Regions from separate parts of the Mus musculus genome. Here region 1 is linked to region 2. A link is a contact called in ENCODE POLR2A ChIA-PET data. All regions are on one chromosome and are shown on one strand. The core of a region is the stretch at or near the end of the contact, and the rest is flanking DNA. Distances in the headings are between cores, read along the strand shown. Region 1 holds the start of Agps (alkylglycerone phosphate synthase). Region 2 holds the start of Nfe2l2 (nuclear factor, erythroid derived 2, like 2).

Region 1 (5,368 bases), core at 2,346-4,845, 130 kb after region 2:
CCTATAACCCCATATTTTAGGAGGTAGAGGACGAAGAATTGGGAGTTGAGGGTCATCCTTGACTACACAGCAAGTTTGAGGCTAGCCTGGGCTACATGAGAATCTGTCTCAACAAAACAACCCAGGACACACACACACACACACACAAATCCCACCTACACCCTCATAAATCCTCTATGGTGTCATACTAGTCACATTTTAAGGGTTGGAAACAGCGGTTTAGTTGTCAAGGATTGGCCAGAAACAGTTATAGAGCATTGCACTGTTAGGGGCACCCTCTCCAGAGACACCCCCACTCCGCAGCTTTCAGACAGCTGGCAAGCTCAAGCCTTGAGGGCAGAAGAGCTGCAAATGGGCCCCAAAGAAGCAGAAAATCTTATCTGAACAAAATTCCCTAGATGAAGGAAGCACTAGGCCATGCAACTGGGAACAGACAGCAACAGATTTTCTTCAAAGTTCCCCTCTGCAGAGATAGGGGAGGGGACCTGGCAGATTTAACAGTGAACTTTTAGAAACTTTTGGTTGGCTCGGGTTCTTCCTTTTTTTTCTATCGGGTTTGACAGCTCTCCCCGGATTGGTTTCATTTCCTTGTTTTATTTGCAAACCCAAATTCTGCCAGCCAGAGTCTAGCCGGTACCCTCTAAGTTCAGGCGGAAGCCCACAGAAGTCAGAGATTCCTGTTCTTCTCAAAGGAAGAGGCCTGAATGAAGACTTGAGGATCCAGTTCCCAGGCAGCTCACTCAGCAGACAAGAAAGAAAGACTACCTTTAGGAGTCAGTGGAGATGCTGGTCCCTGGCACCCAGGGCTTCTGCCCAGGCCAGGGAGCAAAGTCCACTCTGTCCTCAGGACTCAACCAATGGCTATAAGAAGTAGGGGTTGGGGGAGACTCATTCGTCCTCAGCCTCTGAGATACTGCAGCCGCAGACAGGAATTTACTCAAACAGCTGCTTCCAGCCTCCAAAAGCTGTAACACGCCCCAAGGTTGCCAAGTAGAGGTGGCACAGGCCTTTAATTCTAACATTGTAGGAGAGGCAGAGGCAGGGGGATCTTGTGAACTGGACGATATCCTCATCTCATCCTGACTTGTAGGTCAGCCAAAGCTAAGCCCTCAAGCCAAAGCAAGCAAGCAGGCAGGCAGGCAGGCAGGCAGGCAGGCAGGCAGGCAAGCAAGCAAGCAAGCAAGCAAGCAGGCAAGCAGAAGTCAAACAAAAACTCCAGACAAACCACAAAACATTTCCTGGAGCTTCCACGGCTCCCAGACAGCATCCTGCTGCAAACAAGAGTTCAAACCTATTTTATTTAAATCCTGTGTGGTGATATTCAAGCTGTTTTATCCTGCTTGAAGTTGATAATCACGAATTGGTAATAAAGTCCCTCCTGTTTGTACTCTTTGATGTCTGTGGATACCATCCTTGGAGGACGGTGACCAAGAATCAGGTTGAAGACAAGGTGGTCTCCACTGACCACCGCAGGACTATTGGAGGAGGCAACCAAACATGAGTTACTAACTACACCACTTTCATCTGTGGCTCTAGTCTTTTCCCTAGATTAAAAAATTCGAGCTCCTTATAAACTGAGTGTAAGTCTCAGTTACAACATGACTTTTGCCTTCACAAAGTCTTTGGCCCTTTTGGAGGAAGAGAAATGTGTACATAAAAATTAAATAAAGACATGCATCATAAATGAAGACCAGACATGCTTAGGAAGAAAATGCACACAGAGAAAAGTGAAGGTGAAGAACCAGCTGTACAGAGGCAAAACAGCAGTAAAAGAAACTGGGGTTGGTGGAACAAAATGGCGGCGAGGCCACTGGAACAAGGAAGCACAGAAGGAGGCAGGAGAGGACAGAGTTTCTGAGTCATTTAAGGAAGCACAGGCGGATGAATACGCTCTTGCAAGGTCAAAGGATAATCTGCACTAGAGGCGATAGAACATCAAGACTCAATAACTGATAAGTCTATTTTTCTCTGCAGCAACGTCACTGGTGATATCTGAATTTGCCGGATGAAGATAATGGAAGTAAAATATGAGGAAGTGGGAGAAATGTCTGGATGAATGGAGGGGACAGCGGTTAGGAAAAACCCTTAGCTCATTAATTCTTGGACCGAGTCACCTCCAACTTCTCTGGCGACTTTTACCAAGCCAATAGATATGAATGCATCGTTTTCTTCAGCTTGTGCAAGGCAGGATGGTCATTATGAACATGTGCACAGCACTGGAAGGCAAACTGAAGTTTACTTATTGATTTATTTTAAGTAAGACGCTACTTCTCTAGCAGAGAATGATGTCAAAGGATCTCTTTCTTCTGTTATGAAATGTTCAGGAATGCATATCTGTTCTCTTAGTCATGCATCCAGCCCCAGTCACACCCTGCAGGAGCAGGTTTGCCCTGGTGAGAGGATGGTCACCTAAACAGAGCTCTCATGGACTTAAAAGTCAGAAGAGCAAAGAGAATTCAACAGAGACCTTAGGTAGATGCACAAAATAGATGTTACTAGGCCTTTATAGCTTTTATATTATCTGGAAAAAAAATCAAGTATAAAAAGATGCTAAGCCACCCAACACCTTCCCTTCAAGGCTCAGGGATCGACACAGAAGAGGAGGAAAGATTCTAAGAGTCAGAGCTGATGGATGACTCCAAAGAAAGTGTCTTTTGTATACAACAGAACTAATTCACATACGAACTCACAGAAACTGTGACAGCACACAAAGGATGTACAGGGGATCAAGCCAGATGGAATCCTAGAGCTGAGAGGTTGAAGTGGACACAGCGTCCCACCATGAACCAAAAAGCTATCTGAAATTGGTACCCATCCGCACAAGAAAAGTACTTTTTGCCAGTGGAGTCTCACTAGGTATATTAACCACACTTCAGAGTGGGCCCCATGCCTAGGAGTTGTTGGCTAACACAAAACGAACTCAATGGTATTTTTGCAGATAACACTTTTTCACGTAAACAAACAAACCAAAAAACCAAAAAACCAAAAAAAAAAAAAAAAAAAAAAAACAACCATTAGATTGAAGGCTGTGGTTTTTATACAGCCTGTGGGCAAGACGGCTCAGTAGGTAAAGGTACTTGCCACGAAGTTTGATGACCCGAGTTTGATGCCCTGGATACACATGGTGGAAAGAGACAACTGGAAGTTGTCCTCTCACTTCCACATGAGTGCTGAACACAGTGCTAGACACCTAGAGACTGATGGGGCACTGGCTCTATCGCTTAAAGGATTGGTTTTGACCTAGGGGAAGTTCACCAGGTTTGGCTCCATTGCCAGATCAGCAGCACCACCGGCCCACTCACTATTCAGGCTCCTAGGCATCTGTTCCAGAAAATAGCCTCCGGGCGCTCGGGCCACATCCAAGATGCCACACCCATAGGTTTGGCAACTGCGGGTGTGCTGTGTAGTTTGGCTCTCCTCCTGCCCCTTTGGGCCAATCCGGGCTCCGCTGGAACTCACCTGCTCTGCAGGTACGCCAGGACGAGGCGTGGCGAGGCGCGGCGGCGGGCGTGGCCGAGGCGGGGAGGGGCGGGGCGAAGCTGCTGTGGGCGGGGACAGAGCCCGTTGAAGCTCCAGGCGCAAGGCCCCTGCCGCCAGTCGCCGCGGTGACTGCCGGGATGCGCCGCAGCGAATGGTCGCGCGGGGCGCCGCTCTGAGTGACCTTTCACCCGAGCCCAGCGGCCTCGGGCGGCGGCACAAGGCGGAAGCCATGGCGGAGGCGGCGGCGGGCGAGGCGGGCGCGAGCGAGCGGGACCCAGACGCGGGCCGCGCGCGCCGGCGGCTGCGGGTTCTGTCGGGCCATCTGCTGGGCCGGCCCCAGGAGGCTCCGAGTACCAATGAGTGCAAAGCGCGGAGAGCCGCGTCGGCGGCCGGGGCGTCGCCCGCCGCTACTCCTGCCGCACCAGAGTCGGGCACCATCCCCAAGAAGCGGTGAGTAGCGGCCCGGGATGGAGCTGGCGGCGGGAGGCCGTGAGCGGCCTGGGCTGTGGGAGAGGAGAGCACGGGAGTGGGCAGGGAGTTGGCAGGGTGGGCGGAAGGCATTCCGATCCCTGAGAGTACATCAGCTTGCGGGCTGGGAGTGGACCAGACACACCGGACTCTGTCGGGAAGGGGCGGCATGGCTTGGCCGGATTTTGGTGTCTCTTTTTGAAGGAAACACATTTCATGACCTAGTGGGAAAAGGGTTTAAGCGGATCCCCTCTTTTGGGTTTTGGAGGCTGGAAATTCATTCTCTATCTTGGAACGGGTAGCAGGAGGATTGTCTTAATCTACGACGAGGAGTTTTAAAATTGCACTAGATAATCAGATTTCTACGAATTCTCAAAAGCCTGGATGCTAGCAAGCTGGAGTGGGATGGTGGTACTCTGGGGAGAGGTGTGAGTGGTTTCTGTAGGGTAGGTTACCACTTCCTTGTGGTCATGGATTCTAACTTTAAGGGAGGAAACCAGTGAGTGAGTGAGTGAGATACAGTAGACTGCAAGCGTTAGTGACTTAAGACTTTGGTATTCCAGCTACTGATCCTTTAAGAAGCTAAAAGACAAGAGTCTGAATGAGGAATGTTTGTAAAACCTTAAGACCATTGGAGGAGAATCTCTGTCTCTGATGAAAGCTGTCGAGAGATGGTGTTTTCTGAGATGATCAGTTTGGAAAAACTTGGAGAATGAAAAAAAAAAAAGATTTTGCTAACTCGAATGTGTACTTTCAAAGTGCTGGAGATGGTGCTATTTCCATTACTTCTACGTTCCTAAGGTATTAGGTAGGTGCAGTAGTCTTCCATTTTACAGATGAAGAAATTAGAAGAAAAGGTTAAGAAGTGTGCTGCAGGTAGCAGGTACCTGTGTTACAGTTTACACATCAAAAGCAAATCAAATGGACTGCCTCATGAATTCAACCCATGTAATTAAGTTCTCACTGCATACACACTGTGCCAGAAATGCAGGGATTCTGAAATGTGCTCTTCCCTGTAGGGCACCAAAGTAATAATACAGTTTAAGAAATTTAGCTGATAATTGAAACTCATGGTCATTTAACCCTAGTTTTGAGTATATGTATTTGTTAGGATAAAGGCTTTTCTGAGCCAGGGGTTTCTGTGTAAATCTTGAAGTTTGTAATGAAAACAGCCCTGGAGGGGGAGAAAGCTCGTGGTAGACAAACAGAATGGTCACAGGTAAAGAGTGTGGGGGACTAGAGAACTACCGGACTCAGGTGTGGCAGAAGCTGTGAGAATGACAGGGATGCGGACGGAAAGAACATCTGAGTTACTTTTTAGAAAGGACACTGGAATGGAGATGAAGATTCGATTGGCAACTGTAATGGCTGGAAACAAACCTAGGTTTGAATTCCATTAGGCTGTTTTACCGTATAAACT
Region 2 (5,069 bases), core at 1,765-4,264:
CAGTTGGGTCACCTGGAGGAGTACTGGCCTCTCTGCGTGCTTCTCTCCTAACCTGGAAAGGGAGGATAAAGAGTCTTTGGGTGGTGGTGGGGTTATTGAGAAATTATACATCCGAGGCAATTATACTATTGTTTGACTTGCAAGGGAGTGTCCACTAACCTTAACAAGTCTCTAGCACGGAAATTCTTAGTTTTCCCTGCATCTTCAAGCTAACCCTGGTTCAAGACAAAATTAAGAATGATGTATTTATGAAAATCTTTTAAATATGCTGGATCATGACCGAGGAAAGGTCTAGAAATAAGGGTAACTACCCAAGTGTTCCCTTTTCCTGTAGCTTTGCTGAGCGTGACGCATCCTAAGTAAAAATAAATGTATATCTGGCTTTCAACGCTTCCTGTCAGTTCTAAAAGAGGGTTGTTCCTCAGCATTGTGTAAGGACCGCTGTTAGTACAAATGGAATTCCAAAGTGGTCCTAGTTATTTCTAAGGCAGAGAGACTGATGTAGCTGTGTTTATCCACCTACACATGGCTTTTCTGTAGTGTCTCAGAGATTCAGAGATGTGTCACCTATCTAGAAAGTCAAGTTTTTCTTAAGTTGTTCTCTCTCCCTTCATTCTGGAGAGGCCAATCTCGAATGTGTCTTTAAAAATAATCTCATATGTCTTATTCAAGATCAACTTCATCTCTTGCCTTCAACAAAGTATTTTATCTTTCCTAGACACCAGTGGGAAAGTAATGGATGCCCACCCCCGCAACCCGGTGCTGAAGAACCATGGAGTCTACTAACCATGAGCACTGTTAAAACAAAATGCTACAGTGCCACAGCTGAATCACTCTCACCATGTCTTTAAATCTGTAACTCAATTCAAATCCTTCTGGACTATCAAACAATGCTTTTTAGCTGAATTATGATCTTAAATGATTTCTTCAAGGTCTTCAAATATTTAAATCAATGTCTGGAAAGAACTAGAAATGTCCGGCTAACAAAGCTTTCACACGGCAGAGAAAGAAAGCAGCACAGCTGCCATTTTTGTAAATGAAATGTTATTCTACACAGGAAAGAGAAAAAAAAAAACTTTACAGTCAAAGTTCATTTGCACCGTGTATCCTGTGGCCAGGAAGCATTCCTTCTGATTACTCATGAAGAGCAGAAATCAGAAAATACAGTTTACTTATTCATCCTAATGAAAACCAGGCTACAACCCCAATCATTTCGGGGCCAAGTTCAAGGGAGGGGTAGAATTAATGCACTGTCAGTAACTTAAAAACTGACACCAGGACCTTCCAGGTCAGCCGAAAGCTTTACATTTAAACTAACTTACTCTTTACCGAGTTATACATTCCCTGGAGTTAAATGGTTTCTTTTCCTAAAAATCCAATTCCGACTCTTTTGTGTGTGTGTGTGCGCGCGTGTGTGCCAACATAAGCATTTACTTCTTTAAAACTGCCTGAAGTATAACCAGAAACTGGTTTTCACTTACATAACAATCTTCAAAACTTAGCAAGAAAGTGTTATGAAACGCAAGCGTCCCATTCGCTGTCTTCAAAGTGCGCAACATGCTAAGAAAATTGAGGCAGAATCTCAAACAGCAAAGAAAAATGTATTAAGGACACAAGCGAGGGATAATAAATAAATGTCTAAAAGCAAAACTTCTGCAACAGTATAAAAAGCAACAAATTCTAATCTATTACTCTTACCCTTGACGGCAAGGACCAGAATATCCTGCCTTATACATTTTGGTATTACAACTCTGTAATGCTAAATCCAAAGACAAAGCCGCCCAGGGGAAAATAACAATTGCGCAACTGATCAACAGCTCCAACTTGTCCCTTGGCCCCAGAGCAGCGAGGTTTGCACGCTATAGAGCAGGAAAGGGCCAACCGAGGGCCTCTGTGACTGCCAACTGGCCGATGTAAGCCAGCCAGAAGCCACAGCCTCGCACACTACGTGGGGCCCCGCGGGTCACCATACTCAGAACACACAGCCCAGCATGGGGCCCACTCGGACCTCGGAGCCCGCCGCCCAGGTCTGCACGTCCTTGCGCCCGGCGCGAGGCCATTCCCGGGTTCCCAGGCTGAAGGAGCGTGCGGAGCCCTGCCGGCAGGCCGCCCGTCGGGGCGCCAGAGCACGAGGGCCACCCGGTGACTTTCTCCTCCGCCCCCGGAGGGCTGGGCTTTTCTGGATCAAGACGGACAGGCGTGATCTTACAGACCAGCTCTCGGGCTGAGGCCGTAGACGGCCGAGCTCACCAAGTCGTAGAACGGGGGTTGGGGAGGGCTTCGGGCGGACGCCGAGGAGAGACCTCAGCTCCCCCGAGCGCGGCCCCGTGACTAGGCACATTTTTACCGGCACCGAATCAGGGAAACTACGCTGCCCCGGAAAAGGCCGGGCGGCGCCGGTTTAGACCGCCAGCATCCACCCCCCTCCCGCCTCTGCGCCTCCCACCCAGCGAGGTGGTGGTGTCTCTGCCTGGCCCCACGAAGTCAGAGCTTCCTCCACACCCCAACCTCGCCGCCCCTGGAGACCTCAGGCTCGGACCCCACTCTCGTCGCGGCCCCAACATCCTCCGTTGCCCTCCCAGCTCGGCGGGGCAGTTCCCAGGCCCTGCCGTCGTAGTCCTGGCTCAGACTGTCCCTCCCTCCCGGAGCCACTATCCCCTCGAGCTCCTGCCGGCTTCTTGGCACAGCCCAGGGGCCCGAAGGTTGGGGCAGCACCTGCTGGGACTGTAGTCCTGGCGGTGGCAACTCCAAGTCCATCATGCTGAGGGCGGACGCTGTGGTAGGGCTCCCCGACGGCGAGGCTACTTGCAGCAGAGGTGAGGCGGCGGCAATGGCTAGTCCGAGCAGCGGAGAACTAGGAGATAGCCTGCTCGCTGGAGTGGCAGGCCAGCCTTAGTCCGCCCCGCCCCCGCCCCCTGGGGGCGGAACAAGGACCTAGGGACGGGACAAGAACTTAGAGGCGGAGAAAAGGCTAGGGCAAGAGGCAAGGGCCAGAGGCAGGACAAGGGCATGGAGGCGGGGTAAGGGGCGGGGCAAGAGCTTGGAATCGCGTACAGGGGCAGGGCAAGGACCCGAGGGCCCCCCGCAAAGGCCTAGGGCGGGGCAAGGGGAGGGGGGGACAAGACGGGGGCCAGTGGAAGGAGCAAGAGCCCGAGGGCGGGGCATGGACCTGAGTGCTTCCGGCCGGAGTTCCCGCGTTCCCCTCGACCCCCCACTGTTGATCCTCCTCTCGCTGTCCGGGGCATGGCGGAGTCAGGTGGGCTGAAGTCGCACGGGGGGCGGAGCGCGAGCAGGAGGCCTTCGGCCCCCCCAGTCCTCTGTAGGACAGCACCCCCTTGCTAGAGATTAGCAGCTGTTTGCCGAAGGTCGCTCCAGCCCTGGCTCTTTGAAGCAGTTTAAACAGTTGGTGCAAGCACACCGGGAGCCCCGGCCCGTGCGCTGCTATCGGAGCTGCCACTCCCTGATTTGGACCTGCAGAACCTTGCCCGCTTTATCTCGCTCCACCGGCTGACTGTGGCGCCAGTTTCGGGGTTAGGGCTCTGAGCTGGGACCCGGACTTTGCAAGAGGCCAACTGCCCTCTGGCCCCAGGTCCCATTCAGTTGCTGGTGCTCAAACACCTCTGCCCCAGGGAGATGGATGAGTCCACGCTGCAAACTCGTGCTCGCTTACTCGAAGGCCCTCCACTTCTCCCACGTGCCCTGGGCTCGGGGCCCAAGCGGTCACTCAGTATCACTTCATCCACCCAGAGCCCAGCAAGCGGGCACAGCTCTAACAGAATCACCGAAGTGGATTCTAAGACTCTCAGGGTTCCTTTACACGTACTTACTCTATTTGGGAATTTTGAGGTATGATCTCATAAGGCCCCACCTCTCAAGCTGTTTTTAGAGCAGCGTTTCTCAACCGTCGTAATGCAGCGACCCTTTAATATAGTTCGTGTTGTGGTGACCTCCAACTAGAAAAGTATTTTTGCTGCTACTTCATAACTAATTTTGTTGCTATAAATTGTAATGTAAGTATCGGATGTGCAAAATATCTGAGATGCTTGGGGTGGCTCTCCACAGGCTGAGAACTGTACCATAGACTCTGCCACTTGGGTTTGGTGGTGGTGGTGGTGGTAGTGACTGTTTTCACAACGTTCATTCCCAAACATACTTCTTTAACTGCCCCCGAAAAAAAATCCAATTTCTAAAATAGTTATATGGGCTTAGAAAAAAAATCGAGGGATGTTTTAATGTGTTAATAGTTGAAAACCCAGAGTATTTTTATCTTTCTCTTTGTTGTTTTAAGTATGTTTGAACACAAATATCTTCTTTTGAATTTTTTTTTTTTTTTTTGGTTTTTTAAGACAGGGTTTTTCTGTGTAGCCCTGGCTGTCCTGACACTCACTCTGTAGACCAGGCTGGCCTAGAACTCAGAAATCTGCCTGCCTCTGCCTCCCAAGTGCTGGGGCTAAAGGTTTGCGCCACCACTGCCTGGCTTGAAATGTATTTTAAAAACCACTACCCTATTATGGGCCTGGGGTCAGTTAGAGATTCAACAATCTGACAAAGAAAGGTCTCTTACTCAGATCCTAGCGCTAGGTCTCCAGCTGAGACTCAGGACTTCTGAATGCAATGCTCAGCCATTTGTTCTCTCACAAACAGAATGCAAACAGAATCTCCTTCTCCAGCAAAACAGAAACAGCAGTAAAAAAAATTTAACCCTTAACGGCCCTTAACATTTGGAGGTCTAATTTTGCTTTATAGTTCTCTGGAGCACCGAAAATTTAAACTTTTAAACATAAAGTTAGCCAACAACATAATATTTCATAGTATTAATGCTGCAGGGGCCAACCTCTGTCGGCAGGAGAGCTAAGGGCCTTGTGACAACTGAAAGCAGAGTTACTAGCCAGGAAGAACCTGAGAAAGGAAATGGGAGGCTTTTACTTCCTCCTTGTAGGGCCTTTTCCCTCTCTCTGTGATGCCAAACCAAACTGAATAGTTTGCTTAGTAGTTTGCGTAGAAGCAGCACGTTTCCCCAAGGTCATACAGTAATCTCTGTGTTGTGCATAAAGCAGATCAAGTGCCCT

The links. ChIA-PET counts read pairs that join two places held with the same protein, here RNA polymerase II (POLR2A).
Region 1: POLR2A ChIA-PET joins it to region 2 with 23 read pairs in embryonic stem cell. The contact joins the promoter of Agps here to the promoter of Nfe2l2 in region 2. POLR2A ChIA-PET finds 5 or more read pairs at or near these places in 4 of 5 experiments (Patski and embryonic stem cell).

The regions. Positions count from the first base shown.
Region 1 is chr2:75,828,582-75,833,949 of GRCm38, forward strand. Agps (alkylglycerone phosphate synthase) reads left to right here and starts at 3,596. Exons shown (of 20, transcript NM_172666.3): 1 at 3,596-3,930. The coding sequence starts at 3,632. It overlaps Gm34861 (a long non-coding RNA gene), which reads right to left and starts at 3,606. Exons shown (of 3, transcript XR_866490.3): 1 at 3,460-3,606.
Region 2 is chr2:75,701,649-75,706,717 of GRCm38, forward strand. It overlaps Nfe2l2 (nuclear factor, erythroid derived 2, like 2), which reads right to left and starts at 3,015. Exons shown (of 5, transcript NM_010902.4): 1 at 2,716-3,015. The coding sequence starts at 2,760.